3 separate regions of the Homo sapiens genome follow, and regions 2 and 3 are each linked to region 1. The links are chromatin loops, found by intact Hi-C in ENCODE. Cell type or tissue: OCI-LY7. All regions are shown on one strand. Region 1 overlaps LINC00426 (long intergenic non-protein coding RNA 426). Region 2 holds the start of LOC107984577 (a long non-coding RNA gene). Region 3 has its middle 66 kb from the start of USPL1.

Region 1 (5,000 bases):
TAGAGGATGTGCTCCAACAAAACAAAGAATTAACCAAGAAAAAGATACAAGCTCTAGGAAACAGGGAATCTAACACAGGAGAGAAGGAAAAATGATTTCCAGGAGGACGCTGAAATCTGGGCTGTAACTATAGTGGACCTGAGGAGAAACCAGCCTGAGTTTGAAGCAGAAGGATAGTTCCCGGAGGACGTCTGCACAGGAAGAGAAATGCAATGGCAAGATTACTAGTGTGTTCACCACACTGAGGAGAGCTTGGGAATGAATTACTCATAAATGCCAAAAAAAAAAAAAACCCTATGAATTAAAAAAGACAAGGCAATTATTAACTCCCGAGGAGAAAAGATATACATGAGCAGAAATGTAAACGCAGTACACTGCAGACAATATTTACATAGGCAAAATAATACAAATACTGACCAGGGATTTTATCAGAAGATGTGCTGTCCTGTAATTTGTAATATTCTAAAATGCACATATTTTTCCCATTTTAACATTTTGGAAATCAGAACACATTTTTTAGTCAATGTGATGAGAAAGTGTTGCATCATAGTTACTTTACTTGCACTTCTCTTCTTTTGTAGTGCCTCATAAAATAATGGCAAACCTTATAATCAAAGGCATGCATGTAAAATAGATAGAAATACAGGAACTCTGTTCCTTAGTGAGGAAGAAGCACGTCCTGGGGGGAGGAGGAAAAAGCTACCTCTTCATCTTCCAGTAAGTCAGGAGATCATTTCTAAGCTTTAGAAAGATACAACTCTATAAGCACATCATTTGGAATGATTGCTGCAAATACCAGGAGTCATAGACAGTGGCTGACTCTGGGCAGCAGTACCTGAAGGCAAGAATGGGGGGGCAGGAGGCTACAAGGCTATGAATTTTTACTAAAGCTTGTAAATATCTGAATTTTAAAACTATATATGTGGATTAGAAGTAAAAATAATATGTAGAAATAGGCCGGGCACAGTGGCTCACGCCTGTAATCCCAGCATTTTGGGAGGCTGAGGAGGGCAGATAACTTGAGGCCGGGAGTTCCAGACCAGCCTGGCAAACATGGTGAAACCTATCTCTACTAAAAATACCAAAAAAAAAAAAAAAAAAAAAATAGTGTAGTGGTGTGCGCCTGTAACCCCAGCTACTCAGGAGACTGAGACACAAGAATTGCTTGAACCTGGGAAGTGGAGGTTGCAGTGAGTGGAGATTGCGCCACTGCATTCCAACCTGGGAGAAAGAGGGAGACTCTGTCTCAAAAAGGAAAAATAAAGGGCAAAAAATAATATGTATAAACATAAAAATAATGAAATAAAGCTTTGCCATGTCAAGCGTCATCAGAGCAGAAGTTTTCAGACTAAGACAACCAGCAGGGATTTTCATGGGCTTCTCTGTCAAGACCCGCCTTGGCCAGCCCATGCTGTCATCCCCGATTGGGTTTGCAGAAGCAGGCGTCCTGGGCGACCAGGCCTCCTGGGCAACATGTACATGGCCTCCTATGGCACCTCTTGCCTCCCATCTTAGACAATTCGCTGCCTGATTTCTCACTCCCAGGAGATTAGATAGCTAGGCTTCAGGGAAAGTGGAAACCGCAGCTCGCACAACACATTTTTCTAATGTCTTGTTACTGGGAGCCCTCAAGAATGAGAAAGGAAGCTGGCGGTTGGGCAGGTGTGGAGTTTTTTTCACTTAGACATCTGTTAGTGGTTCTGGAAGCCCACCCCTCCTGTTTTACAGACGAAGAGCTCTGGATTCCTGATGCAATGAGGCATTCATTCTGACAGTGTGTTCCAGCTGCACGGCGATGGGGGCGGAAATGTACACGGTATCCTGGAACCAGAGGGTGATAAAGGGAGAGGAAGATTCCTCCTGATAAAGCAAGAACTGCTTGCTCCTCATGTCAGAATTGCACGAGTTACTGCAGGCAAAGAGGCCACCCCACCATACACTGGGACATTTGTGCATGGCCTGGCTCTGGATGGGAGAATTTTGCAATTCTGCAAACAAGTCTTTTGTTTGCAATTCTGCCCGGGATCTGCATGAGGCTGGCATGATTTGGAATAAGCATATAGGGAGTGCCAGGCAACCTGAGAGGCCAGCAGGACCACCGGCTGCTAACCCCACCAGGGCTGACATTCAGCTGCTGTGAAGGGCTGCAGCCACACCTTGTGCTCACATAGAAATGCTTCCACACTGGGTGGTAAGCAGCCCAGGCCCTGGCCCCTCCCCTGGAGCCCCCACACCTCCCCACCATCCTGCAACCAAACGGGGGCATATATGGCCCAGCAGGGGGCCTCCGGGAGCTGACTCTGGAGGCCCTGCGGTGACAGGTCTGATGGGTCAGGCCCGCCTGTTAAACATTTTAAATATCGCCCCCTGCAACCAGATCTATCAGCGAGTGGCCCGAAGGCCCAAATTCCAGCAGAAACCTCTCCACCTTCCTCTCCTGGCCTCCTTTCTCCCTGGCCCAGTGTTTGCCAGTTCAGAACACCAGAGAGTATCTCATCTAGTAAAATGTATTTTCCTATGAGCAAGAAGAGAAGCCCTTTTCTTATTCCCTGGGGGACCCTAGTACTCCAGCCTGCAAGGAAATGCTCCTATGTGCTCTTCCTTCTGCTTCCCTAACTTGTTTATCCTGATCCATTAGGTTAAAATGGCCAGGGAGAGCATCCTAAAAGAGGAAAATAAAGTTACTAGAGGCTGACAAGCAGCCTCCCGAACGTGTGCCGACTGCAGGAAGAGCCAGGCCTGGGCGACTTGCATATCCTAGGCTGGCTGGGGGCACCTGATACCCGAATTTTGTAACCAGGGCTGCCAGTGGCCCTCTTTACCTCTTCCTTCCTGCCTCTCAGCTGCCACTCTGAGCATCTAGACCCTGCAGAACAGAGATTCCTCAAGGTATAAAGCCCAGGCCACAGATGCCCCCGGCCCTAAGGATACACTGAACTCCTTCTATGCAGCCATAGGGAGGGGACTTGTCTTTCCCCAACATGAGAAGCTTAACTGGTCTCTTACCCTTTGGTAGAGGCAGGCCCAGGTGTGGCCAATGGAGACAAAGGGGTCCCCCAGTGTTCCTGCCTAACCTAGGGTCTTATGGGGTGGAGGTGGGGCCTTGGAACTCACCAATGTGCATGATGATCTGGCAAAATCATCCAGTCAGTTTCCTCTATCTCGATAGAAAACATTTTCCAATCTCCATATTGTAAGACTTGGGATAATTTAGCAAAGGATCTCTTTTGGTTTTGCCTTTACATGAAATCAGTGGCAGGCTGCATAGTGGAAAGTGTCCATGAAGTAAGGACCCAGAACACCATTAAACATTTTATTTAATTATTTTTTAGAGACAGGGTCTCACTTTGTCACAACTGGCATGCAGTGGCATGGTGGTAGCTCAGTCAGCTGGGCATGGGGACACACACCTGTAGTCCCAGCTACTTGAGAGGCTGAGGTGGGAGGATGGCTTGAGCCCAGTAGTTCAAGGCTGCAGTAAGGGTACTGCACTCCAGCCTGGGTAACAAAGCGAGACTCTGTCTCTTAAATTAAAAATGGCCAAGAGCAGCGGCTCACGCCTGTAGTTCCAGGCCTCTGGGAGGCTGAGGCAGGCAGATTGCTTGAGCCCAGGAGCTAGAGACCAGCCTGGGCAACATGGCGAAACCCTGTCTCTACAAAAAGTACAAAAATTTAGCCAGACATGGTGGTGTATGCCTGTAGTCCCAGCTACTCAGGAGGCTGAGGTGGGAGGATGGCTTGAACCCAGGAGGTCGAGGCTGCTGTGAGCTGTGAGCTGTGATTGCACACTCCACTCCAGCCTAAGTGATGAATCGAGACCCTGTCTCAAAAAAAATAAATAAATAAAAACTTTTTGTAGTGATAAAGTCTCACTATGTTGACCAGGCTGGGCTCAAACTCCTGGCCTCAAGTGATCCTCTTGATTCAGCTTCCCAAACTGCTGGGATTATAGGCATGAGCCACTGTGCCAGGCCTAACTTTTTTATTTTTAGAAATGAGAGTCTCACTATGTTGCTCAGGCTGGTCTCAAACTCTTGGCCTCAAGTGATCCTCCTGCCTTGGCCTCCCAAAGTGCTAGGATTACAGGCACGAGCCACTGTGCCCAGCCCCAAATCCTTAAACTCCGGCCAAGGCTTTCTCCTGAAATGAGAAAAATAATTCCTGAATACCTAACTTAAAGCACTGTGATAAGTAACAAATGTAATGCAGTTTGTAAAAAATGCCTTGAGAATTATAAAGTAGCCATGTAAATGTAGGAGATTCTGGTTTTTCTCTTTTATTCTAGCAAACTAGTCCCTTTAGGGGGACCCTTATGCACTGCGCAGCTTAGCAAAGCTGGTGTCTGCATGCTTAGCCTCCCTTCCATCCCAGCCCAGCCCAGCCCAGCCCACACTCCCTATTCACCCCTTCCAGATGCTCCCACTACTGCTTGGGACAGGGCCTCCCAGGGCAGCGCTGCCTCTGCAGATGTTCCTCTCCCTGATATCACTCACCATCTCTCATGGTACATGGGCCTCAGTGCACTGAGTACACCCTCATTTTGCTGCAGCCCAGCCCATGGTTTTGGGTCTGGAGGGGACAGGAGACCAGATGGCCAGGGACGGAAGCATTGATGTAAAGAACTGTGTTTGTTTAACCTGTAGAAGACGGGATATAAAGGGCCCATGGTAGAAGTTTGCAAATGCATGCTGTTACAGAAGAAAGATTAGAGGTGTTCTGCACAGCTTTATGAGGTAGAACCAGGTGGACCCTGTGCTAGGATTTAAGACGGCAGGTTTTTAAAGAAGTTTTTAAAATGATACATGCACAGAGTTAAAAAAAAAAAAATTGCAATATATACACGCAGCCAGGCATGGTGGCTCATGCCTGTAATCTCAGCACTTTGGGAGGCTGAACTGGGCAGATCACTTGAGCCCAGGAGTTTGAGACTAGCCTGGGCCACATGGCAAAACCTCATCTCTACAAAAACTACAAAAATTAGCAGCATGTGGTGGCACATA
Region 2 (5,000 bases), 88 kb after region 1:
AAACCATACACATATAATTGCCCGATTACTGTTTTATATTTTAGAGTCTGGAGACAAGTGGTTGCTTCTGTTTTGTCCAACTATGGATACATCGCAGAAAGGTTTGCTCTGCTCAACTAGTTAAAGTGGCACCTGATGCCCCAGGTCCGTGGCCAGATGCAGAACTCTGGGCAACAAGGGCCAGGGCCTTTTTCTAATCTAGCATTTCATGCCTCTAACGGAAAATGTTGGCAGGAAGTTGATAGAGCCTGAGAGTGCTACCTCACTTGTGATTCATCTGATGGATCAGTGTGACCTGAAGCACTAAGTTAACCAACAGGCTCATTAATTTTTAAAAGAGGTGGTTAGTAATAAACCAATAGTGCTGTACAAATCCAATAGCAGCCTACACACCTTCAAAAGTCCCCAGAATGAGATCAAAGGACAAGGCAGCATCAGTTTCATTCCAACAATAGCATTTTGATTTAACATCCACTTTGTTGGCAAATGTGCAGGAATAAAATAATGCGTATTCCTATAGTAATTTATATTCTAAATTACACTGAAAAGCCTAGGTGGTCCCCAACAAATTCAATTTCCTTTAGACTGTAGCTATATTAGTTTGAAGAATCAAGTTTGTACTGGATGAACTGATCAAATAAATCTAAAACTATCAGCATGTTAATGGAATATCCATTACCTAAGGCCAGGCGTGGTGGCTCACACCTGTAATCCCAGCACTTTGGGAGGCTGAGGTGGGCGGATCACGAGGTCAGGAGACCAGCCTGGCCAACATGGTGAAACCCCATCTCTACTAAAAATACAAAAATTAGCCAGGCGTGGTGGTGCGTGTCTGTAATCCCAGCTACTCAGGAAGCTAAGGCAGTGAGAATCACTTGAACCTGGGAGGCAGAGGTTGCAGTAAGCTGAGATCGCGCCATTGCACTCCAGCCTGGGCAATAGAGAGAGACTCCATCTCAAAAATGAAAATAAAAATAAAAATAAAATAAATAATGCATACCTAATGTATCATAATGGTTCAAAATACCTACAATCATAGCTGGTTCCCAATGAATTTAATTTACTTGAGCTTGTGGCCATATGATTTTAAGGAATCAAACTTTTTGCTTAATTTATTAGTCAAATCAGCCAAAACTTATAAATTCAGTGAAAAAAATAGTTGTTTGGCTAATTTGAGTGGTTAATGCAGTAAAGTGAGTCAAATTATTAGCTCAAAATACATACTGCCTTAATTTGATCTAAACTATAAACATCTGCTTTGCCTTTTTGGTTAGGGTGACACCAAAAAGCATTAGTTTCCAAACTTGGCTGAGCATTAAGAATCCCCAGGAATGCTTTTAAAACTTCCAAAGCCCAAGCCACACCCAGACCAAGTCAATCAGAATCCATTGGGTGAACCCAGGCATCAATCCCCTGGATGATTCCAATGTTCAGAATTCAAGAAATTCCTTGAGATCAGGAATTCAAGACCAGCCTGGGCAACATGGCGAGATCCCATCTCAAAAAAAAAAAAAAAAAAAAAAAGAAAAAGAAAAGAAAGCAATAGCTAACGATTTATTAAGCTGTCACCAAATGCCAAGCATAATGGCAGGCATTTTCCATGGATTATTTTATTAAATTCTCACACATACCAGTGAAACCTTATAAAGTCAGTAGGATTGTTGTGCCCATTTGACAAATGGAGAAATTGAGGCACAGGAGGCTGGGTACTTGCCCAAGGATACCCATACTAGCAAGTGGTCAAGTGAGAGTCGTCACAAATGCAGTGACTCCAAAGCTTTAACTTGAATTATTTTTTAAAACCAGTGACTTAAAACTCAGTGCTTCTTTAGGTCTTTGTACTTCCTTATCTTATGTCTTGAGGGCATTGGTTTGTATCACTTTTCTTTGTTTCTTGGTTTTCTTTGTTTCTGGACGCCAAGGCCTCTCCAAATAGCACGCGAAAGCAATTTCTCATGCCCCTGGGAGAGAGGTAGGCGTGGCTTTATGGATGTGATAGGCAGAGGACTTAATATTCTGCATTAACATCTCCTTCTCTCTCAAGGGAATTTCTAGCAGACTTAAAGCACTGTAGGCAACAGAAAGGAAACCTGAAATGCAACATCCACCTGGAAGACACATACATATTTGCTGAAGCGTGTTTCAAATTTAACTGAAAAAGAAGAAGAATATAATTGTGCTTCTCATTCACTGCAAATCTTGTGATTTCATAGTCTTCAGTGTTGACCTGTCAACCTGTATGGGTTGTTTGTTTAAAAAGGTTGTATTTTTATTTTATTTTATTTTTTTAGGCAGACCACTTAAGTATCATGTGTTACTGAATACCAGCTGAATTATTTTGTTGTTGTTGTTTTGACAGTCTTGCTCTGTTGCCCAGGCTGGAGTGCAGTGGCCTGATCATAGCTCACTGCAACCTCGAACTTCTGAGCTCAAACGATCCTCCAACCTCAGCCTCCTGAGTAGCTGGGACTACAGGCGTGCACCATCATGCCCAGCTATTTTTCAAAAAAATTTTTGTAGAGATGGAGATCTGACTTTGTTGCCCAGGCTGGTCTCAAACTCCTAGCCTCAAGCAATCCTCCCACCTCAGCCTCCCAAGGTTCTGGGATGATAGGTGTGAACCATTGCATCTGGCCCACCAGCTAAATTCTTAACATTTAAACTATAAACATTACAATTTTTTGTTGCAGAACAAAAATGAAAAGAAGAAAGATGAAAATACACTACAATGTCACGGTCATTTGCACCAGTTTCCTGTGTACAGCTCTGCTGCTCTACGCTCATTTCTCAATCAGGTTTTGTCTCTCTTTTTTGCATTAAAAGCTGAGAGAGGAGCTAAAACTGCCCTGAGAAGCTCCCCCGGGACCCTGCCTGATCATCAGGGGAATGGGGCCTACCTCAGCAGTCTACTTTCTTCATTCAGCCCTATAGCCTCAGGAGAGAAGTTTGTCTCGCTCAGAGGAAGCAGTGGCCGCTCTGTCCCATACCCTGTCAGGCCATTTCCCATAGGAGACTGGACCTAGGGTGTGTGCTCAGGGTCCCAGTTTCTGCGGCGTTGAGCGGGTCCGGTACTCCTTTCCACACCAGGCTGAACCCCAAGGAAGCGAATCCATGTCCTCGTGGAAGAATAGGCCCCAAAGTGCCAAGCATCAGCCCCGTCAGTGCTGCCTGGAGAGCCGCCTGTGTCCTGCAGAACTTACACCCATGCAAGAGTGCACCCACTCAGCAAATGCGGGACACCGTCAGGAAGAACAAGACATCCTTGCTTCAGCTTCCCTCCTGTCACCTTTCCACTTCCCTTTGGGGAAGGTGTGCCTGGGTTTGCACACGGACTGGGGCCCCATCCCTGTTCCCCGCTGTGTGTGGCAGGGCAAGGGAATGCATTTTTAAATACCTTTCAGGCTAGGATTCCTTTTTTTTTTTTGATGGCATACTCTAACTCCAACATTTCTTCTGTAAGTATCACCAGTTATTTTACTAAAATCTAGATTTCCCAATCCAAGTGTTAGGAAGGTACTATGCTGCTGCTGCTTTGGGGCTTTCTGTCTGGCAACATCTATAAACAGTGCAATAGTGACTGTAGTCAGTTTCACGGTCTCATGTCTGAATCTTTTTTTTTTTTTTTTTGACAGAGTCCCACTCTGTCTTAGCCTCCCAAGTAGCTGGGATTACAGGCGCCTGCCTCCACGCCCAGCTAATTTTTTATTTTTAGTAGAGAGGGGGTTTCACCATATTGGCCAGGCTGGTCTTGAACTCCTGAGCTCAAGTGATCTGCCCGCCTCGGCCTCCCAAAGTGCTGGGATTACAGGCGTGAGCCACCGCGCCCGGCCCTTTTTTTTTTTTTTTTTTGAGACAGTCTCCCTCTGTCCCCCAGGCTTGAGTGCAGTGGGGCGATATCTCGGCTCACTGCAACCTCCGCCCCACCAGTTCAAGTGATTCTCCTGTCTCAGCCTCCCGAGTAACTGGGATTACAGGTGTGCATCACCACACCCAGCTAATTTTTGTATTTTTAGTAGAGACAGAGTTTCACCTTGTTGGCCAGGCTGGTCTCGAATTCCTGACCTCAGGAGATCTGCCCACCTCGGCCTCCCAAAGTGCTGGGATTACAGGCGTGAGCCACGACACCCGGCCTAGGCTTCCTTCTTTAAAGACAAATTTCCAGTGGGGCTCTGTAAGTAATCCTCATATTTTCTCGTTGAGGAGTGTGGCCAGAGAAGGTGAGTCTTCTGCACGTAGCAGGGGGGAAATGGTCAGGAGATACTGTAAAAGCACTAAGAAAACCGGAAGGAAAAGGCCAGGCTCCAGGAGCACAGAGACTGGATGGATTCCTGCTTCCCTGTCACTCGGCTCTGTTCAGGCGGTGCAGTCACTTCCTTCACCTCAGTGTCCCTGTTTGTGCAAATGAGGTGACTATTGGTGCCGACCTACTTCCCAGGCAGTTTTGAAGAGAAGTGGCAAACGTTGAAGGGCGCACACTCTCCTTCCCCAAGCTCCCTCCCTCCCCACGTGTGCACCCAGAAGGAAATAAAAGCCGTAATTTGCACTGGCGAGTCGGCCCGCCTCGTCGAGGGTTCCGCTGAGCTGCTCACAAGGGCGTGCGGAGGCCCGCGGCCGGCCCTGGCCCCTGTGGTGGCAGCAGCTGGCTGGCTTCCCGGGCGGCTACCTCCAGCTGCAGCTGTCGGTGCTATTTGCAGCTCTCCACATCCTGAGAGCTGGACGCCGAGGACCGCTCCCTGGAGGGCGTGCGTAAAATGCAGCAGCGGAGCGGTGAGGAGATTACCGGAAAAACTGGGAGCGGAGTCAGGCTCGTTCTGGAGCAGGGAGAGGCTTGGGAAGTTGCGAAACGTTGACCTGCAGGGTCTTGAGGAACTGTCGGCCTGGGCTGTCCCCGTGGGTCATTGAACATTAATCAGCCACCAGTCCTCGACCAAGCCAACCGAAATAGAGTCAGCAGGCAGAATGACGAATACAGTTTGAAAGGGAACGAACTTACTCTTATT
Region 3 (5,000 bases), 200 kb after region 1:
GTGCCCAGGAGTTCAACACCAGCCTGGGCAACAGAGTGAGACCCCATCTCTACAAAAAATAAGAAAAATAGCTGGTCATGCTGGTATACACCTGTGGTCCCAGCTACTCAGGTGCTCGCTTGGGTCCAGGAGGTCAAGGGTGCAGTGAGCCGTAATTGAGCCACTGAACTCCAGCCTAGGTGACAGAGTGAGATGCTGTCTGAATAAATAAATAAATACGAATGTCTGACCAGATTGGGGCAGCATCTCTGTATTTGACAGATTCTAAAACAACAACTTAGTAATAAACTCTATCACTCTTACAGTAATAGTGATAGTGTTCAGAGTAATAAACAGATTCTCACGCTGTTGCCCAGGCTGAGAGCAGTACACAATCACAGCTCACTGCAGCTCTTGGGCTCAAGTGGTCCTCCTGCATCAGCCTCCTGAGTAGCTGGGACTACAGGTGCAGGCCACCATGTCTGAGTAATTTTTGTACTTTTTGTGTGTGTGTGTGTAGGGACAGGGCTTCACTATGTTGCCCGGGCTAGTCTTGAACTCCTGGCCTCAACAGACCCTCCTGCTTCGGCCTCCCAAAGTACTGGGATTACGGGCATGAGCCACTGTGCCTGGCACAAACACTAATTGTTTGTTTTTTTTTTTTTGAGATGGAGTCTTGCTCCATCTCAGCCTGCACGCCAGGCTGGAATGCAGTGGCATGATCTCGACTCACTGCAACCTCCGCCTCTCGGGTTCAAGCAATTCTCCTGCCTCAGCTTCCCGAGTACCTGGGATTGCAGGCGCCCGCCATCACGCCTGGCTAATTTTTGTATTTTTAGTAGAGACGGGGTTTTGCCATGTTGGCCAGGCTGGTCTGGAACTCCTGACCCCAAGTAATCCGCCTGCCTCAGCCTCCCAAAGTGCTGGGGTTACAGGCATGAGCCACCACACCTGGCCACAAACACTATTTTTTAAAGCATGTGATGTTAGATTCTTTTATAAATTAATATTCAAACTCACTAGAAAGACTCTGGAATATGTGTATGTGTGTGTACTAGTTTTTAAAATCCTATATTTTCCTTAACATTAAATTGAAACTCATTACAAAACAAAGGTTAATACTAGTGCTGTCATGACTATCAGGAGCTATGACATCCTTTTAGGAAGTCATGTATGTTCATTTGTCCATTTGTTCATTCATGTATGTAAAAGTTACAGAACACTGACATTGTGCTAGGGACCAATCTAAACACTGGGAACACAAAGGTGGGTGGCTTTCAAGGGGCTATCTAAAGTCCAAAGAGGAAAGCAGACAACGAGAAGCTATTACCAGTGTGAGCAGTGCTAACGACTGAATGGAATGAGAGTACATATCCTCCCTGACATGGTGGGGAGGGATGTCAAAGGAAGGCTCTTAGACATAGAATCTAAATCGAGTCCTCGTGTTTGTCGTACTTCCTTAATGTAGGGATTCTCTCTGTGTAACTACCTATCATTCATTTGCCTCTTTGCTCAGTTCACTACCCACCAGAGGAACTGCTCCCATGCCGAGGGACCCTCGGATGACACACTCGGGCCACCTCCTCTTTTGCCTGTGTGTCTGCAATATCTAGGTGAGCTTGGCTTTGGTACCATATCTGTTCTGTCATTCCTGCTCCAAAACATAAGACTCACTCCCAAGAGGAAATTTTTGCATTTGAAAATTCAAGTTGTATGAAATATAAATGTTTCCTACTTTGTACGTTCTTTAAATTCATGTGTCATATATTACATTTACTAAGAAGTAGAAATACATGTACTTTCTAAACTGAGAAAACTAGCTGGTGGAAGACAAAACTGATTCTAAACACATCTGATAGATTCTAAAAAGTGAAGGTACTTTAAGTGGCACTACCCTGGCACATGTTCACTTTAGATTGCCAGGTAAACCAGCCCAACAGGTGTTAGGAGACAGATGTTCACCAAATGCTTAGCCCTCAGGGAGAAAACATTAAAATATACAACATATTTCCCCCGAGTATCAGCAACTGAAGAAAGCATTTTACCATCTACTATCATGATTTCTAAACACAGTTTAAAAAATTTTATCGAATACCTACTATAATGCAAGCAGTACTAGTTATGGTGATAAAAGATAAATAAACCCCTGATGTATAAACTAAGCACCTTAATTCATTATTTCATGGTTAAATACATTCTAAAACTAATTTTTTTCCTCCGCAAGTCTTCCTTCTCTTTGGGGTTTAAAAGGCTCATCACTGAACTGAACCAAGTCCATCTTAGGAACTCACTGAGTATAGGGGATTGCCAAGTCCTGTTGACTCTTCTGCCCTCTGCAGTTTCAAAGCTGTCTTCACTTTATCTTGGCACCATTTTCCGGTAGGCCTATAGAACCTGTAACCTTAAATACCATAACATAAAAACTAAACTTCTTGCCACAGTTTTGGCCTTTTCTAATCCATTCTCATTAAACTGCTGCTAAAGTGACCATTTAAACACAAAAGATGCATGAAATTATTCAATGTCACCCAGGCCTCTAGGATGCAGCCCAACACTCTAGCACAGATCACTCCCTTTTCTTGTCTCATTTTTGTTGCTTCTCTATCATGAGCATTTATGTCCCATGGTGTCCCACTAACCACTGCAATTTATTTACTTTTCTTAGAGACAGGGTCTTGCTCTGTTGCCCAGGCTGGAGTGCAGTGGTGCGATCATAGTTCATTGCAGCCTCAAACTCCTGGGCTTAAGCAATCCTCCCACGTCAGCCTCCTGAGTAGCTGGGACCACAGCCATGTGCCACCATGCCTGGCTATTTAATATTGTATTTTCTGTAGAGACGGGGTCTTGCTCTGTTGCCCAGACTGGTCTCAAACGATCCTCCTGCCTTGGCCTCCAAAGTGCTGGGATTCCAGGTGTGAGCCACTGCACCTGGCCAATCGCTGCAATTTTAAAAATGCCCCAAGCGTCCTCAGGTATTGGTGTCCCTCTCACAAGCCCATCCCAGACTGCTCCTCCCCAACCCCTGCCCATGGCCCTCAATTAATTTTCTCCTCTCCTTTTTTTATTTCAGAAAATTTAAAAAAGTTGTAAGATTAGTGCAATAAACACACACATATCCTTTAGTTATATTCACCAGTTATTAACATTTTGCTACATTTGTGTTCACTTGCTTTTCCCCATCCCCAAATATTTACTTTGCTGAATCATTTGAGAGTAAGTTGCAGACATTATGACACTTTACTCTTAAATTTTTCAGCAAGTATCTCCTAAAAATAGGACACTCTCTTACATAACCACAAGGATCATACTTAGGAAATTTAATATTGAAATACTAAAATTTAATTTGAATATAGAGTTGATGCTCATATTTCTCCTCAGTTGGCTGACTTCTATTTATCTTTCAAGACTAAGCTCTAGGAAAATGACCTCCCTTCTCCCCACACCCCCTCTCTGTCCACACACAGAATACACTGGGTATCTCTCTTCGATACTTTTACTACCTTTTTGTATACTTCTATTGAAGCACTTAGCACACACTATCATATTGTCTATTTTCTTTTCTGTCGTATCTGAGACTCAGCTAGACCCATTTTAATTCTTCTATCACTTCATATACTACCCAGCATTCGTTGGTGACTGAATGGATAAATGAATGAATGAATGCATGATGAGACATTGAAGATTCTCATTCCACTCTCTCATTGTAACTGGTCATGTGTCTCTAAACATTCTGAGCAATATATCACGTGTTCTCAATTTCACCTCTTATTTCAAACACTGCTATGGTACCCAGGTCTCTGTGGGCTTCTTCTACCTTGTGCGGATGCAACCTCACAGCACCTGCTTTTGGCCTCTGCCCCTAGTTTCTGGCCCCAGGGCTACATTGGAGCTGTGACACAGGAGTCCCATGGGAACCACTTGGCACTCAGATATGGACAATCTGGAAATGCAGGACAGTTAAGGCCTGTAAGCTTGCCCTGACCACTGAGGGACAGGAGCTCATAGAAAAAATGCTTGTCTCATTTTTAGCCCAGGGTGGCCAATTCTGAGATGCATGTTAAAAGGTTCCTCAGAAGCTCCCACAGGATCAAGTAGCAGATATTCATAATGGTTGCCAATTTGAAAGGGACCCTTGGGTTGGCTTTCTCTCCTTCCGGGGGGTCATTCTTCTGTCTTATCACAGTCTATTCCTTGGTGTCACATTCCCAAATAAACTCCCTACCTACCTCCAAGTTGTTTGTACAGGCTTTGCTTTCGGGAGAGCCCAGACTAAGACAATGTGGTAACGTAAAAGACTGGTGGCTTGGGAGCCAGACAGACCTGACTTTGAAACCAAGTTTGCTCATTCACTAGCCATGACCTTGGGCACATAATTTAACTTCTCTCAGCCTCACTCTCTTCACTTTATAATGAAGATAATACTTTATAGGAGTATGGTAATGACTTCATAGGGGTATGGTAATTAGAAATTTACCAAATATATATATGAATAGAATATATACAACTTCCTTGAGTAATGATTGACTATAATAAACCACATTGAGTGTCTGTCCAGCTTAGGAGCCAACCTCACTCTTCCATTTCTCTTAAGATTCACTATTTGTCCCAGCCATGCCCACCATCATTGAGCGGGAGTTCAAGGAGTTGGATGCTCAGCATCGCTGGCAGCTGCCGTACTTGGAAATTCGAAATGAGTCCCATGACTATCTTCATAGAGTGGCCAAGTTTCCAGAAAACAGAAATCGAAATAGATACAGAGATGTAAGCCCATATGATCACAGTCGTGTTAAACTGCAGAATACTGAGAATGATTATATTAATGCCAGCTTAGTTGACATAGAAGAGGCACGAAGGAGTTACATCTTAACACCGGGTCCACTTCCTAACATGTGCTGCCATTTCTGGCTTACGGTTTGGCAGCAGAAGACCAAAGCAGTTGTTGTGCTGAACCGCATTGTGGAGAAAGAATCGGTTAAATGTGCGCAGTACTGGCCAACAGATGACCAAAAGATGCTGTTTAA

The links. A loop is a pair of places that touch in the nucleus more often than their neighbours do. Peaks named below come from ENCODE experiments on the same cell type or tissue, not always from the same donor. Only the 100,000 strongest peaks of a DNase experiment are listed, where the experiment ranks them.
Region 2: a loop joins it to region 1, with 5 times the contacts of the local background. A loop is called at or near these places in 7 of 110 quality-filtered maps.
Region 3: it touches region 1 in a loop (5-fold over the local background); 8 of 110 quality-filtered maps call a loop at or near these places.

The regions. Positions count from the first base shown.
Region 1 is chr13:30,353,253-30,358,252 of GRCh38, forward strand. The region is part of intron 4 of LINC00426 (long intergenic non-protein coding RNA 426); the gene reads right to left. Among named protein-coding and RNA genes, the nearest start is that of LINC00426, 18 kb to the right of the region's middle. In OCI-LY7, CTCF peaks have their summits at 2,292 (motif pointing right) and 2,495; DNase peaks (open chromatin) are centred at 1,699, 2,279 and 2,806; H3K4me3 peaks cover 2,025 bases; H3K27ac peaks cover 3,437 bases.
Region 2 is chr13:30,441,192-30,446,191 of GRCh38, forward strand. LOC107984577 (a long non-coding RNA gene) reads left to right here and starts at 4,554. Exons shown (of 2, transcript XR_001749803.2): 1 at 4,554-5,000. RefSeq lists a silencer at 3,783-3,974 and enhancers at 4,441-5,000, 4,736-4,915. In OCI-LY7, no CTCF peak of the experiment used is centred here; DNase peaks (open chromatin) are centred at 1,990, 2,500, 2,860, 4,610 and 3 weaker places; H3K4me3 peaks cover 4,712 bases; H3K27ac peaks cover 5,000 bases.
Region 3 is chr13:30,549,081-30,554,080 of GRCh38, forward strand. It overlaps a transcript of HMGB1 not described here and the pseudogene PTPN2P2. Among named protein-coding and RNA genes, the nearest start is that of USPL1, 66 kb to the right of the region's middle. In OCI-LY7, CTCF peaks have their summits at 2,308 and 2,515; a DNase peak (open chromatin) is centred at 2,301.